Linked DNA regions of Homo sapiens: region 1 is linked to region 2. Evidence: chromatin contacts called from ENCODE Hi-C data. All regions are on one chromosome and are shown on one strand. The core of a region is the stretch at or near the end of the contact, and the rest is flanking DNA. Distances in the headings are between cores, read along the strand shown.

The links. Hi-C counts contacts between places; a loop is a spot of excess contacts on that map. Pooled maps may share reads with other maps.
Region 1: a loop to region 2 is called in a map of CD4-positive, alpha-beta memory T cell, with 17 times the contacts of the local background. The contact joins the promoter of PLEKHA8 here to the promoter of OSBPL3 in region 2. A Hi-C loop is called at or near these places in 2 of 168 maps with a recorded cell type or tissue (CD4-positive, alpha-beta memory T cell and naive thymus-derived CD4-positive, alpha-beta T cell) and 8 of 50 pooled maps.

The regions. Positions count from the first base shown.
Region 1 is chr7:30,026,922-30,029,703 of GRCh38, reverse strand. PLEKHA8 (pleckstrin homology domain containing A8) reads right to left here and starts at 1,292. Exons shown (of 14, transcript NM_001197026.2): 1 at 902-1,292. The coding sequence starts at 941. It overlaps FKBP14-AS1 (FKBP14 antisense RNA 1), which reads right to left. Exons shown (of 3, transcript NR_187577.1): 3 at 2,463-2,782. RefSeq lists enhancers at 571-690, 2,597-2,746 and a silencer at 851-1,180.
Region 2 is chr7:24,978,724-24,981,548 of GRCh38, reverse strand. OSBPL3 (oxysterol binding protein like 3) reads left to right here and starts at 1,371. Exons shown (of 23, transcript NM_015550.4): 1 at 1,371-1,663. RefSeq lists an enhancer at 1-71 and silencers at 1,212-1,721, 1,772-1,981.

The sequences.
Region 1 (2,782 bases), core at 43-2,542, 5.0 Mb before region 2:
TTCAAACACACTGCCTTTAAAATTTTAAAGACCTAATTCATTTTCTGTGATAAAAAGTTTACTTCCAAAAAAGTGGCTAGCACAGTTTCCAGCATATAGTAGGCTTGTATTAAATACTAGTTGCACACATGACAAAAATGATCGTTCTGAATAATTTTCACAGCTGTAGAACAGTTACAACCTTCTCAAGATATGAAGCTTTTACCTCCACAAACTAGAAAAAAAGGGCGGGGACTATTTTAAAGCCAATCTGTAAGGCACGGCAAGAAAGTTGCAAATATTTGCATTCATTTAACGGTAATTTCTGAGTCTGTAAAACAAAAGGAAATGCTCAACGAGAAAATAAAAAACCTTGTGCAGAGCTTTGAAACTGTGGAGTTGGGACTCTTGACACCCTGGTGTGCACGCAGATGACTCTGAAGGTGACAAAGGGAAAGTGTTTGCACTGAGGACTTTGATAAAGGATCTTTCCGCTGTGGAATTCCAGGTTACTGCTGGCATTCTTTTGAAACCTTCCAACCTAGCTGCGAGCCAAGGGAGTACGGTTCCTTCGCCAAAATTCAAGAGATTCCCAGAGAACCCCACGGCGGGGCGTCTGCGCCTTCCTCCCGCTGACATCAAGAGCACCGTGCCTTTCAAGTCACCCAAAATCTCAGTCTTTGTAGCCTTCCTTGAAGCGAAAGGGCAGCCACAGCTCTTAACCAACCCCAAGAGAGGGCCGTGTCGTCCTGCACGGCGACACGGTCCCGTGAGAGAACTGCTTTGGGAAATACTCCCGCTCCGCGCTGGCCTCAGGAAAGGGCCGTGACCCCCTCCCTAAGACGGGTCCAGACACCGCCCTCCAGCCGCGCAGACAAAGGACCGGCCCCCGGCGCGCCCCCGGCCCGGCACGGCCACTCACCGCTCAGATAGTTGGTCCACTTGTACAGCACCCCCTCCATGGCGCCCGCGGCCACTCGGCCCACGCCCGCCGGCCCCCTCACTGCCCCAGGCCCCAAGAGGCGAGGAGCACCAGCAGCAGGGCCATCGCCTGGCGCTGCCCAGACGCCCACTCCCGGCGCCCGGGCCCGGTGTGGGGACGCCCGGCCCGCCTCACATCCTCGGCCCGGGGGCGGGGTCACTGCGGCGGCCTCGGCGCTTGAAGCCCAGCCAGCCGGTGAACCCGTGGGGCGAAGCCGGCACGCTGTTCACAAGGAGGCCCGGGTCCGGGCCCTACGTGGGTCGGAGGGGCAGCCGAAGCCTCCAAAGTGCGGCGAACGAGCTGCCGGTCGCAGGCGGCGCCACGGCGCACCACCTGAACCCTCGACTCGCCGGGCCCGGGACGCGCTCGCGCATGCCCAGGGCGCCGCTCGCGCGCCCCTTCCCAAAATCCACTCCGGGATTTCGCGGCAGCGGCGGCGGGGCGGAGTTTGCGGGAACGGCCCGCAGGGAAATTGAGTCCCGAGACGCGGACTGCGGACTAGGCGACGGGAGGAGGGAGGCCCCTGAGACAAGTGTGGAGCGCAGTTCTGACTGTAAATGGTGCCCGCCGTTTGAGGGTCTACGTGACCTCTCACGATACCTCCTGAGTTCTAGTCCCTATTCTTGTTCCAAAGCTGCCTAATTGATCTCACACACTTGAGGTAACCAATAACAGGGCGTAAAGAGATTATTGGAATTTCAGGGTAGAATACTATGAGGCCAGTGTAAACAGATGTTGTCCAGACTCTAAGGTCTCACTATGGAAGTGTTGATCTACTGACCCGGAGCACTGACATCACCTAAGAGCTTGTTAGAAATGCAGAATCTTGCACCCACCCCAGACCTCCAGATCAAAATCTGCATTTTAAACAAGATCTTCAGGGGGATTCCTATGCACATAGAGTGCGGATATGCACTGTGTTAAGGTTATTAGACCAGAAAAAATGTTAACTACAGATTAAGTGGAAAGAGGAGGTGAGAAAAGACTACAATACGATTTAAATCGCTTTAAGTATATGTCACAGAAGCATGCACCAAAATATTAAGAGGATTGTTTGCGGCTGGTGGTGGTATCGGCGAGCTTTCTTTTTCTTTAAAGTTGCCTGATTTAGTAAATAAAAATGCAAAACCATTATTCGTTATGTATCTGAAATTCCAACTTGATTCGACTCCCCAATATTATCTGGAAATCTTACTTTAGTGCTTTCCAATTTCTTCCAAAATGACTTCAATGAACATGCATTACTTTTGAACTTAGGCAAAAAATGTAAAACTAGAAAATGTAAACTACGATGAGGCTGTGTAATTCGTAACCATGATTACCATTTCTTCTTTAAAGCGGAAGTCTGCAAGTCGAAACTCATTATTTACCCTGTAAGGTAACTTAAGGGATAAATTATTAGCAGCCATAACATGACGTGGTGCTGTGGAATGAATCAGACCTGGTTTGAAGGCAGAGCTCATTTGCTTCGGGGCCAAACAACCTTAAGCAGGACAGTTAATATCTCCTGGTGTAAATTTACTTCTCTTTTAAATGGGAAAAAAGAACCTGCCTTACTGGGTGTAGTGAGGTTCATGCAACGGGAACGCGCTTTGTGAACCCTCAAGCAGTATGTCAGTCTTTACAGTTTATAAGCAATAGCAAAATCCTAGGATTGTGGCATCTTGGGGGGCCGCTCTCCAACGGCGAGAGTAAACGAGTCTTTCCTGGAACCCCGAAGATTTCATAGGGCCCCGGGACTCTTCCTACGTCTCTCAGCAGGGTTCTTCACAGAGATAAATCAGCCGGAGGAGTTTCCGGTTGGCTCTGCGCCCCGCCCCT
Region 2 (2,825 bases), core at 122-2,621:
TCAGAAACCTTGAATTGGGGTCAGTTTGGAGACTGAAAATGCGTCGAGCGCTGCAGGTGGTGGTTGGCAGGGGGATTTAACACTGTGGAGCCCTTACTCCGTCCCAGGCGCTGAGCCCAGCGAGCCACGCGCGGTGCCCAGCTCGGTGAGGTCGGTTAGTTGGGTCTTCAGGGAGGCTAAATACCCTGTATTTGCTATTCCCTTCGCCTGGAACGCTCTGTGCGAGACTGGGTGTGGCAGCTCCTTTCCCAGGCTCAGGAATCTGGGTAAAAGCCACCCTCGCCTAGAGGCCCTCAGGGTGAGCGCCCCATCACGCGCTAAACCACTTTCGAAAGTGGACTTGGCCCTCCTCTCAGTACTAACAGTCTGTCAGCCTTTTATTTTTTGCATAGATATGTATTTTCTCTTCTTTATTGTCTGTCTTTCCACAAAAAATGCAAGCCCCGTGAGTACTGGAGCCTGGTGCGCCTTTCTCACAGTTGCAAGCTCGCAACTGCTCCTGGCATATACTAGGTGCTCACTAAATGCTCATGCCCTTCCCACCCGCCACCTGCGGCACTCGACACATTTGCAGTCTGCAAACTGACCCCAAACCATCAGCTGCTTGCATTCGTCCTAGGATCAAAGAAGGCCATTGGGCTAGTGGGAAGTCAAGTCGGGTGGACTTTTCCGTCTTTCAGGGAGATTTAATAGTAACGACGGTGCTCTCCCCACCTCCTACCCCCTTGCACATAAACTGCACAGAACAAAATCACCCCGGCACGAATCTGCACGACTGCCTCTGGAGGTAGGGTCACGGTCTCCGAGCCCCGGGTCTCACACTGATGCTGTCCTTTGTCATCTCGTGCCTAGAGTGCTGCCTCCCTATGTATTTCCTCTGTTCTCGACTCCTCTGCCACAGTCTGACTTTCTCGGGAGGTCGAGTTCTCCTAGCCTGTGCGACCGCAAGGGTCCCCTGGAGCCTTCTCCGTAAACCTGCCCCTCCCGCGCTGCCCTCACTTTTTCCTCCTTCCCTGGCCCGGAAAAGCCACTAGAGGAACATTTACCGAACGCCTACCGCGCGCAGGCACCGAGCTGGGCCACCGGGAGCCCCACCCAGTGCCTCGCCGCAGGACTCGCCTCCCTCCGCCCTCCCAACCCATCCGGAATCCGGGGTCCCTAGTTCCCCCGCCGCGTCATGGAATCCGCTGGCTTCTTCCGAGGACATCGCCCCACCTCCTTCCCGAAAGGCGACTTCTGATTGGTGAGATTGTGCATCACTCTGCCGCCCTCCCGCCCCCTCGGGGCCCCGCCCCTGGGCCTCTCAGGCCCCTCCCCTGCGCTCCCGCCCTTGCGCGGCTCCTCGGGCTAATCGCCGGGCGGCGCGCGCCGAGAAGTTCTGGGCAAAGTACTCAGAACTGGCCGCGTGCTGGTGGCGCCCGCCAGCCGGCCCGGGAGAGGGGACTTGAGCGCTTCGCGGCCGGTGCGCAGCGCGGCTCCGGCCCCGCAGTCTGTCTGCAAGTGGCCATCCCCGCCCCCGACTCCTGCGGCCGGTGCGGGAGCTGTCAGCTGCACGTTGCGGGGGTACCGGAGAAGCCGGGGTTGCCTTCTCCCGGTTCTGTGCGCTAACCCCGGAGCCCGGCCCCGGGGAACTAGGGAGCGTCTCCGGCTGCACAGCGCTCAGGTGAGTGGCGGGGCGCCCGCCTAAATGGGGCCTGGGTGTCGGGGGGCCTGGCGGCGGCGCGGGCTCGGAAGGGCTGCTGTTTGCGGGGCGCCGCGGTTCTCTGCCGGACCGGGGTCTGTCCGAGTCGCCCGGGGAGGCTCCGGCCCTGGGGCAGACCCAAGCCTGGGAGCTTGGGTGCCGGCTGCAGCTCCCGGGGAAGGAGGACCCGGGTCTCACCCACCCCAGGACACCTTCCCTCGAGGGACGGCTCAGAGGATTGACCGCCAGGAGGAGCCGAGCGCAGGGGCCGCGGCGCAGGTGCGGGAGGACGCGGCGCGCGGAGCTGTCCTGGGCAGCGGGGAGGCGCTACGCCGGGGCTAGAGGCTCAGGAAGCCTGGTAAATTGGGGCGAGCGCGAAGCTTTACCACATCCGCGGGATGGGGCGCGCCGGAGAGACTGAGACAACGCTCGCGGGGCAGGCGCTCCGCTCGCCCGCCTTCCCAACCCCGGCTTGCTCAGCTCCCCGGTGCTGGGCTGGAGGCCCAGGGCACATTCCTTTCTTGTCTGAATTTACATATTCATCAGCTTTCTGGCCCCTTCTGGAATTTTTTTTTTTTGTTAGTTTCCAATTACTACTGTTCAGATCACCTTCAGGCTCACCCTAACTCTCGTCTCAGTGTCTCTCACATTGGTCCTTTCCTGGAGGCCCTGCAGCGTCTTAGTTCAGGGTCTTAGGGACTTATGCACTCTGTCTGAACGTTGTCTACAGTTGGGTTTTCCTACCTCTGTCTCTGTTTATTCCGTGGTCAGGTAAATTCTTTAAGTACTGTCATCATAAGCCAGAAACTCCCAGGCAGCCTCTTAGCGCTGCCCAGCTTCCCGGGGAGCGTTTGTGGCCTCTGGAGTCGCTGATGGGCACTGTCGCAGGTCGTCCAGATACTTCTTAAGCAGGGGCGCGCCGCCCTTCCTTCGGCAACGCAACTTGCTTGCTGCCTTCTGCACACTTGTGCTTGTCCTTCTCCGCCTCACAAGCCACCAGTCTCCTCAGTCGGGACTCTTGGAGCTGAGGGGACTGTGAAGTTGTCGGTTTCCATGTGTCTGCGTACTGCGCAGAGGTGCTTGAGACCCCCTAGGTGTTGCTCTGACCCTCAGAGTTTGAGTATTGGGATGAGGGCATTTAGAA